Linked DNA regions of Homo sapiens: all the other regions are linked to region 1. The links are chromatin contacts, found by Hi-C or POLR2A ChIA-PET in ENCODE. All regions are on one chromosome and are shown on one strand. Each heading gives the region's core, a stretch centred on a gene start or an enhancer-like site at or near the end of the contact. The rest is flanking DNA. Distances are from core to core; before and after follow the strand shown. Region 1 holds the start of HEXIM1 (HEXIM P-TEFb complex subunit 1). Region 2 holds the start of ACLY (ATP citrate lyase). Region 3 holds the start of ATP5MC1 (ATP synthase membrane subunit c locus 1).

Region 1 (4,551 bases), core at 1,489-3,988:
GATTCTTAACTGCTCTGGCCTTGGGTGGCCTCTTTTGTGAAATAGAGTTGATCTCTTTTTCATAAGGCAGTCCTGGGGTTTACCAGTGATGGGGCATGTTAAATGCCTGGCAAAGGGTTAGAACCCAGCTAACAGTAAGGTTGCCTGGCCCCTTGACAGAATTCTAGAATTCCACAACCTATTCGTCAGTCCACCTCTCCCCCAATAGAACACGAGACCATACAGTGGAGCCCAGTCCAGGACACTGAGGCTAGGCTCAGCAGTGCCTTCCAAATGCCCTGACTGGGGGTACCCCAGAATCCTCTGGAGTCTGAAGATGGGGTAACAATTTGGAGGTCTCTGTGATAACTCTCTGTGATAACCAAGTTATCTGCAAAATCCCTTTTTCCTCCAGGAGTGCTCTGAGGGGCAGTTCTTGCTCTCAGGAAGCCTCCTAAGGGATGAAGCCACACGGAGTGGCGAACTTTTCAGGTGGACCCGAATTCTTGGAAGCCCAGAGAAAACAAATGAAGGTGTTCATTTTCAGAACATATAGCTGTGCCCAGAGGCCCGCGTGCTTGCGGCTCCCCTTAGAGGCATCTACATTGGCCATGCCCATCACCACTGGCCCCCACCCCCGATATCTCACACTGCCCAGAGCCACCGAAGTCCCAGACTAGCCCTTTCCTGGCACATGATGCTTGGGCTTCCTAAAATGCCCCTCTTCGTGCCACTTTGCCTGAAAGCTCTTCATCCTTCAGAGCCAGCCAGGAAGTCACTTGCTCCTGACACTTGTCCATAATTCCCAGCTCCCATGCACTCGGCTCATCAGCTCCCACCAGGATTTCCCTCACTTGCCATTTAGGCTGGCTGTGGTCTGATGGCCTCTCCACAGTCCAGGAGCAACTTGAAGGCAAGAATGGCATCCCACCCCTCTTTGTACCCTCCTGTTTGCCAAGTGATATAGGGGCTGAATAAGGTTGAAGTTGTTGGGAATAAAAAGAACGAAATCCAGAGTATTCCCCGATTTTAAGAAAAAATGGGTTTTGTGTTTGTGACAGAAAGAAAAATGGCACGGGGGGGGTCACAAAGACCAGCGCTCTAGCCAGAACTGCCCCATGGTTGTCATGTGACCTTGGACAAGTCACTTATTTTCCAGTGTCTTAGAGATGCCTTATCTGTAAAATGGAGACACTCATTCCTATCGTGTCTAACTTGCCAGGCTGTGGTGAGGTCACATGGCTCTGTGCGTAAAAGGTACACAGTGCAAACGTGCTGGAATGTCAGGGATGCTATTAAGGAAGCAATAAGAAGAAAGGGTCACTGGGTGTGTGGCGAAGGAGAAGTGGAAAGGGCGCCAAGATTTTAGGCCTCAGTGACTGGTATGGAGGGTTCTCTGGGTCCTCTCAGTCCCTGTTTATGGAGGGCTGGGGGCTTGGGTCTAGAGAATTTCTCTCTGAGAAACTACGCCCCCGGGGGAATCGGCCCCCCCAGCCCTGCGCCAGAATCCCCTGCAGCAAGTTTCGGAGCAAGGCCTCCTCCATGCTTCCCTCCCAGTCTTGCCCAGCGCCCACTGATGAGGAAGGGCCTCTGCGGGTGAGACCTGCTTCCCTCTCGGATAGCCAGGGCTGATGATTTCAACTCATTAATCATTCCGAACTCTTCCCAACAAACAGCCTCATGGCTGTCCCGGACCTCCTCTGTCCCGGCTCAGGAAATGATCTCGGTCGGAAGTGAAAAGACCAAATCGGCCCCAGGAGGCCATTTTCTTCGACAGAAGCTGAGGCGTGGGGGCGTGGCCTTCCCCCGCTTCCCCCTCCACTCCCCCGCCCGCCCCCGGCCCCGGCTTTCCGATCTCGGCCCAGGGAAGAGCCTTGGTCGCGAATCACCAGTTTGCATTTGCCCCTGGGGCGGGGGCGGCTTTCTGAGACCAGGCTGGGGCTGGGACTCCGCCACCTTCAGCTAAGGGTACCGAGGTCAGTCCGGGAGTCGCGTCACCGGGACTCGAACCCGCCTCTTCGTCTTCCGAGGCCTAGTGCGAGCCTGCGGCGCTAAACGCAGTCACACTGTCCCTTTAAGGCGGCACTTTTTATTCTTCATTTGTTTACTTCTTCATGCGCTCTTCGGTCTTTACAAAATGTGCTCGCGATATCCTTCCGCAAGTGTCAGTCTCAGGCACTCACCACCCGCCTTGAAGCCATTTCTATAATCTTAAGACTCGCGAGTTAGCAGCCGTGGGCCGACGTCTCTCTTTATAGGATTTAATTCTTTTACATTTTAGGGACTACTTTTTAGGAATAAACCATTCTTGCGTTAGTTAATAAAGGTTCATAACCTTCGGAACCCCTCCGCTGAGAACAAAATACGATAATAGCCTTTATAACGCACCTTTTCATAAAAATATTCTGTGAGGACTCTCATAGGCCATCGAATCTTCTCGTATTCCTGAAACAGAATGGTACGGTCCAGAACCCGCCCCATCTTCTCTGCGATTGGCCGTCCTTCCTCAGCGAGTCGTGTGATTTTTCACCAATGGCCGCTCGCGTTTCTTTAGCGAGGTCTAAGCGATGGAAGGTGGCGGCCAGGGAGACGCCCCCTACGCGTCCTGGGATTGGCTACGTCGCACGGCGCGCGAGGGCGGCGGGCCCGAAAGATAAGAACTACGACTCCCGGCGCCCCGCAAAGGGAACTCCGTTACGCATGCGCACGGGCGGGGCGAAAAAGCTTCTATATAAAAGGGGCGCAGAGGACTGGGAGACAGCAGTTGGAAGTTGGCAGGTGGAGAGGCAGGTTGGGAGGGAAAGTCGGGGGAGGACGCGGAAGAGGAGCTGTGGGAAGGGGGAGGAGGGAGGGAGGAAAAGAGGAGGAGGCGGAGGAGAACTGAGCAGAGCAGAGCATCGAGCCAAAGGGGAGATGAGTTTGTCTGTCCTCTGCTGAGGCTACGGCCGGGCCTAGGGAACTGGGAGCTTGGGTGGAAGCGACACCCGTGGAAGTGGGAGGAGGTGGCGCCGGGACTTTAACCCCTTGTGGGCTCTGCGGCAGGGGATTTAACCCTTTGTGGATCTGGCCCCTCGGAGGCAGCGTCATCGGTAGTTTTAACCCCTTCGGGGCTGGGTTTCACGCACTGGACTTACCCTCATCACCTTGCTCACCAACTCCTTTATTGGGGTGCTCCGCTTGGAGGTTTGAGGCCCACCTCCGCCCATTACGTACTGTTCCTGCCGCTGCACCCCCTTGGACCCGCTAGCTGGCCGCACTGTGGGCGCTTAACCCTTTACTGACTTGAGCTCCCCAGATTGCAGTTGGAGTTTGCTGATAGAAGGACTAGCTAAAGGCGTCACTGCAGGAATTACAAACTGAAGAGGACTCTGTTGGACTGTTTTTTTTTTCTTTTTCTTTTTTTTAAGAAAAACCCATTTTTTTCCTTAAGGACTTACTAGCCAAAATTTCTTAAACTTCGAGGACTCTACTAGCCATGGCCGAGCCATTCTTGTCAGAATATCAACACCAGCCTCAAACTAGCAACTGTACAGGTGCTGCTGCTGTCCAGGAAGAGCTGAACCCTGAGCGCCCCCCAGGCGCGGAGGAGCGGGTGCCCGAGGAGGACAGTAGGTGGCAATCGAGAGCGTTCCCCCAGTTGGGTGGCCGTCCGGGGCCGGAGGGGGAAGGGAGCCTGGAATCCCAACCACCTCCCTTGCAGACCCAGGCCTGTCCAGAATCTAGCTGCCTGAGAGAGGGCGAGAAGGGCCAGAATGGGGACGACTCGTCCGCTGGCGGCGACTTCCCGCCGCCGGCAGAAGTGGAACCGACGCCCGAGGCCGAGCTGCTCGCCCAGCCTTGTCATGACTCCGAGGCCAGTAAGTTGGGGGCTCCTGCCGCAGGGGGCGAAGAGGAGTGGGGACAGCAGCAGAGACAGCTGGGGAAGAAAAAACATAGGAGACGCCCGTCCAAGAAGAAGCGGCATTGGAAACCGTACTACAAGCTGACCTGGGAAGAGAAGAAAAAGTTCGACGAGAAACAGAGCCTTCGAGCTTCAAGGATCCGAGCCGAGATGTTCGCCAAGGGCCAGCCGGTCGCGCCCTATAACACCACGCAGTTCCTCATGGATGATCACGACCAGGAGGAGCCGGATCTCAAAACCGGCCTGTACTCCAAGCGGGCCGCCGCCAAATCCGACGACACCAGCGATGACGACTTCATGGAAGAAGGGGGTGAGGAGGATGGGGGCAGCGATGGGATGGGAGGGGACGGCAGCGAGTTTCTGCAGCGGGACTTCTCGGAGACGTACGAGCGGTACCACACGGAGAGCCTGCAGAACATGAGCAAGCAGGAGCTCATCAAGGAGTACCTGGAACTGGAGAAGTGCCTCTCGCGCATGGAGGACGAGAACAACCGGCTGCGGCTGGAGAGCAAGCGGCTGGGTGGCGACGACGCGCGTGTGCGGGAGCTGGAGCTGGAGCTGGACCGGCTGCGCGCCGAGAACCTCCAGCTGCTGACCGAGAACGAACTGCACCGGCAGCAGGAGCGAGCGCCGCTTTCCAAGTTTGGAGACTAGACTGAAACTTTTTTGGG
Region 2 (4,866 bases), core at 1,074-3,573, 3.2 Mb before region 1:
GCCTCCCAAAGTGCTGGGATTTACAGGCATGAGCCACCACGCCCGGCCTTCAGTGAGGTCTTAAAGTCTCTCTAAGGCAGTGGCTCTTAACCTCTTTGAGGCCTCAGACTCTTCTGAGACTGAAAAAAACCCCAGAAAAAGGTACACAAATCCAATTGTGCATATTGTTTCAAGGTGCTCACCTGTGACAATGATCCGATGGCCCACAGACTGACCACCAGTTAAGAACATTTGCGGCCAGGCACGGTGGCTTGCGCCTGTAATCCCAGCACTTCGGGAGGCCAAGGAGGGCAAATCACGAGGTCAGGAGTTTGAGACCAGCCTGGCCAATATGGTGAAACCCTGTTTCTACTAAAAATACAAAAATTAGCCGGGCGTGGTGGTGCACACCTGTAGCTACTGGGGAGGCTGAGGCAGGAGAATCGCTAGAACCCAGGAGGCGGAGGTTGCAGTGAACCGAGATCCACCACTGCACTCCAGCCTGCCGACAGAGCAAGACTCTGTCTCAAAAAAAAAAAAAAAAAAAAAAGAATATTTGCTCTAGTGGAATCAGCAAATACCTACAAATACCTATCTGGGTTTGGGACCGCTCCCCAGAACGTCTTAGTCTGCCTCCCCAGTAGCTGAATGTGCTGTCAAACAAGTAACAGATGATTGGGCTGAGCTTGGACTCCAGGAACTGTTACTTGGTAACAGCTAAATGTGTAAACCATTTGGGGGAAATCATGCCAAGGAACCTGAAAACACACACATACACACATTCTCTAAGGGAGGGGCCTTATGAGCTGAATGGAGTCTTTCTGCAGACGGGTGAGTGACCCAGGATTGAGTTCACTTTTAGCAGACACTGAGAGAAGCAGCCCACACAGGAGGCTGAATGAAAGAAGCCTGTTCCCCAGAACACGCCCCTGGGACACAGCCAGGGGAAGGGAATCACTGGGGATGCTACTAAGGGTGCCTCTGGGAAAGACAAAAACACTCATTTGAAGGTTAGTATCTGCAGGATTGGGACTTACGTATGTAGGTATTTATTTATTTATTTTTTGAGAAGACAGGCAATCCCTGGAGTAAATTCTAGAGAGGCAGAATTCTGTGAGTGCCCCTTACTGCGGCAGGCATAGTGTCAGAACGGGGATGGAGCCATAAGCTGTCCAGTGTCTGAGGGGTCTTCCCACTACCGCCCCCCAAGCTGTTTAGGAAGGTTTCTAAGAGGTGAAAATCACCCATCTGGGCAAATGAGACCTACCAGCTGTCCCTCACCCCACATTTTAGTTCAGCTGAGCCAGCTGAAAACACAGAGGAAAGTTAAGGGTGGAGAGGAGTAGGCTAGCTGGCCAAACTGTGCTGTGCACTTTTCCTTATCGTCTCTTCCAAAATCCTCTTCCCAGGAAGACCTCCAGGGACCCCATAACGGCAGAACTCGGCACTGCACGGTATCTGCCAAGGTTGGAGACCGCGGCAGGCGCTGGGACTGGCCCATTGCCAGGCTCGACAGGAGGGCGGCGGCAGCATCCTCCAGCCCCTTGAGGACCTTTCCCCGGCCAGACTTGGCGTCAGCTCAAGGGTGGGGTGGCACCCCGGCCATCTGTCACTTAGGGGCTGGACTCGACGATACCTCCAGTGCGAGGAGGGTCCTTGCTGCGAGATTCCAGTCCTCGCGGCGAGACGAGGCGAGGCCTCGGGCACCCTGGGGCAGCCTGGCCCCGCGTGGCCCGCCCCGGAGGCGCGCATAGCTCATTCTCTCCACTTGGGCGTGGAGCTCAATTTTGTACCCACGGAACCAAGAAGGGCCTGAGCCCGGCCAGTGAGGAATCGGAGTGGGACCAGTCGCCACCGCTTTCTCTACTTCCCGTCCCGGCATCCGATGGGGGAACCCGGATGGAGCCAAAAGGCGTCCCGATGAGCCCGAGGAGCCTCGATAGCTGTGCCCGGGAGGGGTGAGGCGCGCCAGGAGGGGGACCATGCAATGTGGCAGAGGCAGAAGAGGCAAGGATGGCGGCAAGCCCCATGCAAACTCCCAGGAACTGGAATATGTGTGTGTCGCGCGGGGGGAGGGGAGGGGCGTCGACACGCGGCCACCGGCCGGGACCCCGGGCGAAGGCTAACCTAAAGCTAAGACCCTCAAAACTTCCGAGCAGGGCGCGTGGGCACCGAGCCCGCGTCGGGGAAGGCGGTTCCGGGTTGGGGGACGGAGGCAGGAAGCTCCTAGGGCGAGCGGGCTCCAGCCAGCGAAAACAGCCTCCCGTGCTCACCTCTGCCGAAGTCCGTGCGCGGCGCTTCTTCCACAGGCCCGACGAACCCCGCAAAATCCGGAGCACCCCAGCAGCCGGTAGCTTCCCGGGATCCGGCTTTTGTCCCGGCCCAGCCGGACTTTTCCCCGCCCCCATCGGCTCGCGGCGAGAACGGCCCCGCGATTGGCCACACGCGTTCCCTAGCCTGAGCGCCAGGGCTCCTCCCAATTCGCTGCTGGCTTGGCTCCGCCCCACGAGGGCGGGCCCCGGGGCCTGCTGGGACTTGTAGTCCCGCTGGCCCATCCACCGCCTCTTGGGAGCCTGCGGGGCCGGGGCGGGGCCCCGGGTGGGGAGATGGGCCGGGCTAGGCTGGGAGGAGAACGCGCGGTGCTGGGGGTTGTGGCCTGATCGCTTGAGGGGCTGGACAGATTGCCACTCGGGGAGTTGGGGGAGGGGCGGGTAGGATTAGCCCAACTGGCTGTAACGCAGCTTTGGGACCTGGAGTACCCTTGCTCCTTCCCTTGGGAGAAACGGACGTCTGCATCTCGGCCGCACCGAATCCGATTGCTTAGACAGTCTCCTTAAGCAGCAGTGTCTGGCAGGCCGCTTTCCTTTAGCACGTGGAGCCTCTCTCCTCCCTGGACTCTCCCCACTGGGCCGATGAGGCAAGGCTGAGCCGAGGCTAACAGAGCATACTTCCCAGTGTGGGATAAGGCAGGGGCCGCGGTAAGCAAGTGGGGCTAGGAGGGTGCAGGCACAGCGCTGTCCGTCCCACTCACCTGCTCGCCTCAGCACGGATCAGGGCGGAGCTAGGAATTCAATGCGAGATTCCAGCGAAGGGCTGGAGCCATCCCAGACAGTCTCTTGTTCCCACCAACCACAGGCTTAGACACTGGAATGAATGAACTGCTGTCTCCCCCTTCTCCATTACCTGAGACAGATCGAATTTTCCAAACCAAAAACTGGGACATCCAATCTGACAGGTGCTGGTGAACTTGTGGGGCAGAATATGTGAAATCAGTCCTGGAAATCAGGACATGTATTTACCACTCTGACATGCTGCAGCCTCCCTCCCTACCTGCACCCCAACCCTGTAGGTCCGGAGCTGCTCCCTAAGCCTAACAGCTGTCTAGCTCCAGGAAGGAGGCCAAAAGCGTCCACTGACCGACTCAGGTGAAGAGGTCAGCCCAGAATGCAGGGAAGCAGCAGGCCTGTCCCCCTGCCAAGCACTTTGGGTCATACTCACACTGCAACAGTGTTGCGACATTTGCAGACAAAATCTTCTCCAAGACCCCCTCCCCCAATCCTGTTGCTGCCAGGAGTAAGGTAACTGAACTTGCTACCCATGCCTGAATCAAGTGTTCCCTGATGATGTCACTTTCTGGTCCCTTCCCTCCCATTCATCTTTTTGAAATAGCAGTTCCTTATCACCTCTCTTCTCTTGTCCTAAAATGGGGGTGGCCAGTCTTGGTGGCTCACACCTGTAATCCCAGCACTTTGGAAGGCCAAGGTGGGGGATCACTTGAGGTCAGGAGTTCAAGACCAACAAGGCAAAACCCCATCTCTACAAAAAATACAAAAATTAGCCAGGCATGGTGGCACACGCCTATAAATCCCAGCTACTCTTGAGGTTGAGGCATGAGAATCGCTTAAACCCGGGAGGTGGAGGTTGCAGTGAGGTGAGATTGCACCACTGCACTCCAACCTGGGTGACAGAGAAGGATTCTATCTCAAAAAAAAAAAAAAAAAAAAAAAGATACACTCCAGGCAAGGCATGCTGTCTCATGCCTGTAATCCCAGAATTTTGGAAGGCCAAGTCAGGCAGATTGCTAGAGCCCAGAAGTTCAAGTACAGCCTGGGTAACATGGTAAGAGCCCCCACCACCACCATCAAATCTCTACAAAAAATAAAAAGACCGGGCGTGGTGATTCACATGCCTGTAATCCCAGCAATTTGGGAGGCCTAGGTGGGTAGATCACCTGAGTTCGAGGTCAAGCGTTCCAGACCAGCCTGGCCAACAGGTGAAACCCTGTTTCTACTAAAAATACAAAAAATTAGCTGGGCGTGGTGGCAGGTGCCTGTAATCCCAGCTACTCAGGAGGCTGAGTCAGGAGAATCGCTTGAACCCAGGAGGCGGAGGCAGGAGAATCGCTTGAACCCAGGAGGCGGAGGCAGGAGAATCGCTTGAACCCAGGAGGCGGAGGTTGCAGTGAGCCGAGATCGCACCAGTGCACTCTAGCGGGGGCAACAAGACCAAAACTCCATCTCAAAGCAAAAAAAAAAAAAAAATTTAGCTGGGCACTGTATCGGGTGCCTGTAATCTCAGCTACCTGGGAGGCTGAGGCAGGAGAATTGCTTGAACCCAGGAGGCAGAGGTTGCAGTGAGCAGAGATCGTGCCATTGCACTCCAGCCTGGGCCACAGAGTGAGACTCCGTCTCAAAACAAAACAAAACAAAACAAAAAAATAAACAAAAATTAGCAGGGCATGGTGGTGCACACCTGTAGTCCCAGCTACTTGGGAGACCGAGGTGGAAGGATCACTTGAGTCCAGGAGATCAAGGCTGCAGTGAGCTGAGATTGTGCACTCCAGCCTGGGCGACAGGGTGTGACCCTGTCTCAGAAAAAAAAAAAAAA
Region 3 (4,341 bases), core at 1,018-3,517, 3.7 Mb after region 1:
CTATTATAAAGTACCCATACTCATAAAAATATAAATCAATTTATTACACCCTCTAGAATTCACTATTAATTTTCAACATTTTTTTCATTCTTTTTCCATGCATATTTTTTCACAATTCTATGCATAGTTTTGCATTATAAAATATTTCTCAATATAAAATCTTCTTCAAGGCCAGGCGCAGTGGCTCATGCCTGCAATCCCAGCACTTTAGAAGGCCAAGGCGAGCAGATCACTTGAGGTCAGGAATTCAAGACCAGCCTGACCAACATGGTGAAACCCCTTCTCTACTAAAAATACAAAAATTAGCCGGGCATGGTGGTGCGCGCCTGTAATCCCAGCTACTTGGGAGGCTGAGGCAGGAGAATTGCTTGAACCGGGGAGGCAAAGGTTGCAGTGAGCAGAGACCGCACCACCGCACTACAGTGTGTGAAACAGAGTGAGACTCCGTCTCAAAAAATAATAATAATAAAAATAAAATATTCTTCAAAAACATGGCCGGGCGCGCTGGCTCACGCCTGTAATCCCAACACTTTGGGAGGCTGAGGCGGGCGGATCACGAGGTCAGGAGATCGAGACCATCCCGGCTAACACGGTGAAACCCCGTCTCTACTAAAAATACAAAAAATTAGCCGGGCGTGGTGGCGGGCGCCTATAGTCCCAGCTACTCCGGAGGCTGAGGCAGGAGAATGGCGTGAACCCGGGAGGCGGAGCTTGCAGTGAGCCGAGATAGCGCCGCTGCACTCCAGCTTGGCAACAGAGCGAGACTCCGTCTCAAAAAAAACACATGATTTTATTTCCTGTTTTATTTCTGCTTATTTCATCAAGTGAAAATATCATAACTTATTTCACCTTTTACTGTCAGTGGAACATTTACTTGTTTCCAATTTCGACAAACTCTGCAAATGCACATCTTTTTAAAAGAATCTGCATTTCTGATTCTTCAAAATAAATTCCTAGAAGTGATATTACTGGATGAAAAGTGGATGGAGAGCTTAAAGGCTCTTAGTTACTCAAGAATTACTGGGTCAAAGAGGATGGCCCATTCACAGCCTTTGAATAAAAATAAATATTGCCAAACTGCTTTCAAGGAAGGTTTTCTAATTCATCCTCTCACCAGCAATATAGGAGAGCGTGTGGCTCACATTAATAAAAAGAACTCTGCTGTTTTGAGCAGTACTAAGCGGAGCGTTTAAACTTATATTTCTTTGATTAGGAAGGCTGACATTCGTTCCTGCAATTCATATTTCTTCCTTACTGAATTGCCTGTTCCTATCCTTTGCTCGTTTTTCTATAGGGATATTATTTCATTCTTTCAGTGTTGTTTTTACAAAATAAACAATTTTTTTGTTTGTTTTTTCCCCCGAGACGGAATCCTGCTCAGTTGCCCAGGCTGGAGTGCAGTGGCGCGATCTCGGCTCCCTGCAACCTCGGCCTCCCGGGTTCAAGCGATTCTCCTGCCTCAGCCTCCCAAGTAGCTGGGATTACAGGCACGCGCCACCACCATGCCCGGCTAATTTTTGTATTCTTAGTAGAGACGGGGTTTCACCATGCTGGTCAGGCTGATCTCGAACTCCTGACCTCAGGTGATCCGCCCGCCTCGGCCTCCCAAAGTGCTGGGATTACAGGCGTGAGCCACTGCACCCGGCCCAACAAATGTTTTAGAAAGCCATCTGGATGATAGTCCATGACTGCTGAACACCGGCTGAGGTCCACAAAACTGCGCTCACCGCTTGGGGACTTTCCAGCCGGCCTTTACTCTCCATGGAAAGCGGTCTTTCCACAAACCTCCACGGTGGGAATTACTGCAAAGGCATCGGCTCTCCCGGCCTAGAATATCTCGCGGGATCTCAGCTGTCCTTGGGCCCCCCCCCTCAGCGCAACTACCAATCCCAACATGCAACGCGCCCCGTGGCCCAAGCGCCCGAATGAAGGCTCGGGGCCAAAGTCATGTGTCTGACTGCGTCACACGTCCCGTCATCTCTCCCACGCCTTTTTCTTCAGCGTACACCTTGGTCGCCATCTTGTGCGCGAGGTTATGGAACCTCTGAGTCCCGCCAACTCTATGGTCGAGCGTTTCAGGGATCGGCCAATCGTAATCCAGATCTCGTAGGAAAGCCCCGCCTCTATCCGCATGGAGGCGGGAATTGCCACGAAGCTCCTGTGGAGGGAGAGGAAGCAGCTGCGGAAAGCCAATAAGAGTGGGGAATCGATGACGTCAACCAATGGGGACGCGGGGATATTACGGCCAATGAGAATGGAGAAGGTCCAGGACACGTGGGTGGGGGAAGCTGAGCGCTGAGACCAAGGGCTAAAGCTGGGAGGTGAGTCTGTCACCTTGAGCCGGGCGAGCGCTGTGGGCCAAGCAGGGGTTGCAGGGTAGTAGGAGTGCAGGTGACTTGGGGCCGGGAGCCAGCAATAGGCAGGGTTGTGGGCTGGGCAGTGTGGAGGGGTATTTCCCCCCAGTGCTGGGAGAGGCTATGGCAATCTAGATATGGCCTTATCAATGAATGTTAATTACCAACGGTAATGAACGATTGACTGCCTCGGCTGGGGCGGGTCGGGGACTGCTGTGTAAGATGGGCAGGATCCTGCGCGACACCTGCCCAGTATCCGCCTCCAGTCTTCCCGAGAGACCATTCCCTTTCGCAACATTTCCTTCCTGGGGCTTGGGCACATTTCCTTGACTTCCGATCTCCATGACTTTGCTTTGAAGACCCACTGCTCTGTCCCTCTGACCTCTAATGCCCTCCTCAGCTGGGGCACGGTGCAAGGAAGAGCGTGGTCTAGGGAGGACGGACGGGGGTGAAGGGGACGACCAAAGGTCGTCATTATAAGCAAACAACCAGGGTCTCAGTGGGATTATTATTACTATTTTTTCCCCCTCTGCAGACTGAAAAAATGCAGACCGCCGGGGCATTATTCATTTCTCCAGCTCTGGTAAGGTGCCGCGCCGCAGTGCTCTGTAGTACCAGGTGTATGGTGTGGACGCCATCAGTGTTTAATGAATGAACCCAGGGGAGCTTGGCGTCCTGATGATGTAGGCTCTTTGAGGTGGCTGTAGGATGTGATGAAGGTAACCCCTGTTTATCTGGGCCTGTGAACCAAGCTATCTTGGCTTTGGAATGTGGTCAGAGAGTCTGGATTTGATTTTTATCCCCAGTCTGTCCTGGCCATAGAGACAGCCCACTAAAACAGTGGTTTTCAACAGTGGCTGCACGTTAGAATCATCCAGGGAACTTTTTAAAATCCTGATGCCTAGGCTGCACCTTAGACCATTTGCATCAGACTTTGGGAATGGGGGTGGAACCCAGGCATCTGTATCTTTTAAGACTTCTCCAGATGATTCCACCGTGCAGCCAAGTTTGAGAACCACTGCACTAAAAATTATTTCAAAAAAGCCATGTTACAGATGGCTCTCCTTGGATGGCTATTCCAGTCGGTTTCCGGGGCTGACTGGCCCACTCCATTTAGGGTGTGTAGCTGTGAGTGTATTTTAGCAGAATAAAATTTCCCCCATCTGATTACTTGGTGATCTGGGTATAAACCTTTCCTGTACCTGCTTTGGTATTAGTGTGGGTTCTTGTTCCATTCTGAGAAGCTGATTAAAGCTGTGCCCAAAGAAGTGAACTTTGGTTTGGTTTTGAATGGTGAAGGTTGCCACTGCTGACTATATCAAGCTATTGAGACAGCTGTCTCTGGGGCAGGCCTATCTGATAGGAACAGGAATAAATTGACCTTGAAATACATTGAACTTATTCTGTTTATGAAATCTGTAGTCATTTTTGACAGCTCAGCAATTAGGATTTTTTTTCCTTGACTGATTTGGTAGGATGTGGCTTTCTGATTTTACAGATCCGCTGTTGTACCAGGGGTCTAATCAGGCCTGTGTCTGCCTCCTTCTTGAATAGCCCAGTGAATTCATCTAAACAGGTAAGGGAGGAATAGCTCTCTTAGGAATGTTCCCAAGGCCCAGGATGGTGGCTCACACCTGTAATCCCAGCTCTTTGAGAGGCTGAGGCGAGAGGATCACTTGAGCCCAGTTGTTCAAGACCAGCCTGGGCAACACAGTGAAACCCCATCTCTACAAAAAAAATAAAAAAATTAGCCATGTGTGGTGGCATGTGGCTGTAGTCCCAGTTACTCCAGGGCTGAGATGAGAGGATTGGTTAATCCCAGAGGTCGAGACTGCTGTGACTATGCCACTGCACTCCAGACTGGGTGACAGAGCAAGACCCTGACTCATAAAAACCCATTAATTAATTTTTTTTAAATCAAGGAATGTTCCCAGACAGGGGTCCTTCAGCTTAAGTTGCCTTTAGACCAAAGTGGGAGGAGAGTTGG

Evidence for each region. Hi-C counts contacts between places; a loop is a spot of excess contacts on that map. ChIA-PET counts read pairs that join two places held with the same protein, here RNA polymerase II (POLR2A). Pooled maps may share reads with other maps.
Region 2: a loop to region 1 is called in a pooled map, with 2.4 times the contacts of the local background. The contact joins the promoter of ACLY here to the promoter of HEXIM1 in region 1. A Hi-C loop is called at or near these places in 1 of 50 pooled maps. POLR2A ChIA-PET finds 5 or more read pairs at or near these places in 2 of 52 experiments (activated CD8-positive, alpha-beta memory T cell and activated T-cell).
Region 3: a pooled map shows a loop between it and region 1 (10-fold over the local background). The contact joins the promoter of ATP5MC1 here to the promoter of HEXIM1 in region 1. A Hi-C loop is called at or near these places in 5 of 50 pooled maps. POLR2A ChIA-PET finds 5 or more read pairs at or near these places in 2 of 52 experiments (B cell and activated CD4-positive, alpha-beta T cell).

What each region holds. Positions count from the first base shown.
Region 1 is chr17:45,145,737-45,150,287 of GRCh38, forward strand. HEXIM1 (HEXIM P-TEFb complex subunit 1) reads left to right here and starts at 2,739. Exons shown (of 1, transcript NM_006460.3): 1 at 2,739-4,551. The coding sequence starts at 3,455. The coding sequence ends at 4,534. It overlaps HEXIM2-AS1 (HEXIM2 antisense RNA 1), which reads right to left. Exons shown (of 3, transcript NR_186789.1): 3 at 3,926-4,551. RefSeq lists enhancers at 1,842-2,724, 3,128-3,177, 3,228-3,277, 3,328-3,437, 3,842-4,397 and 2 more.
Region 2 is chr17:41,916,628-41,921,493 of GRCh38, forward strand. It overlaps ACLY (ATP citrate lyase), which reads right to left and starts at 2,324. Exons shown (of 29, transcript NM_001096.3): 1 at 2,253-2,324. RefSeq lists silencers at 1,727-1,966, 2,447-2,706.
Region 3 is chr17:48,890,520-48,894,860 of GRCh38, forward strand. It overlaps ATP5MC1 (ATP synthase membrane subunit c locus 1), which reads left to right and starts at 2,268. Exons shown (of 5, transcript NM_005175.3): 1 at 2,268-2,391; 2 at 2,890-2,937; 3 at 3,853-3,930. The coding sequence starts at 2,899. LOC105371814 (a long non-coding RNA gene) reads right to left here. Exons shown (of 4, transcript NR_135674.1): 2 at 1,728-2,158. RefSeq lists enhancers at 1,084-2,063, 1,701-2,160, 2,171-2,290, 2,871-2,980, 3,021-3,070.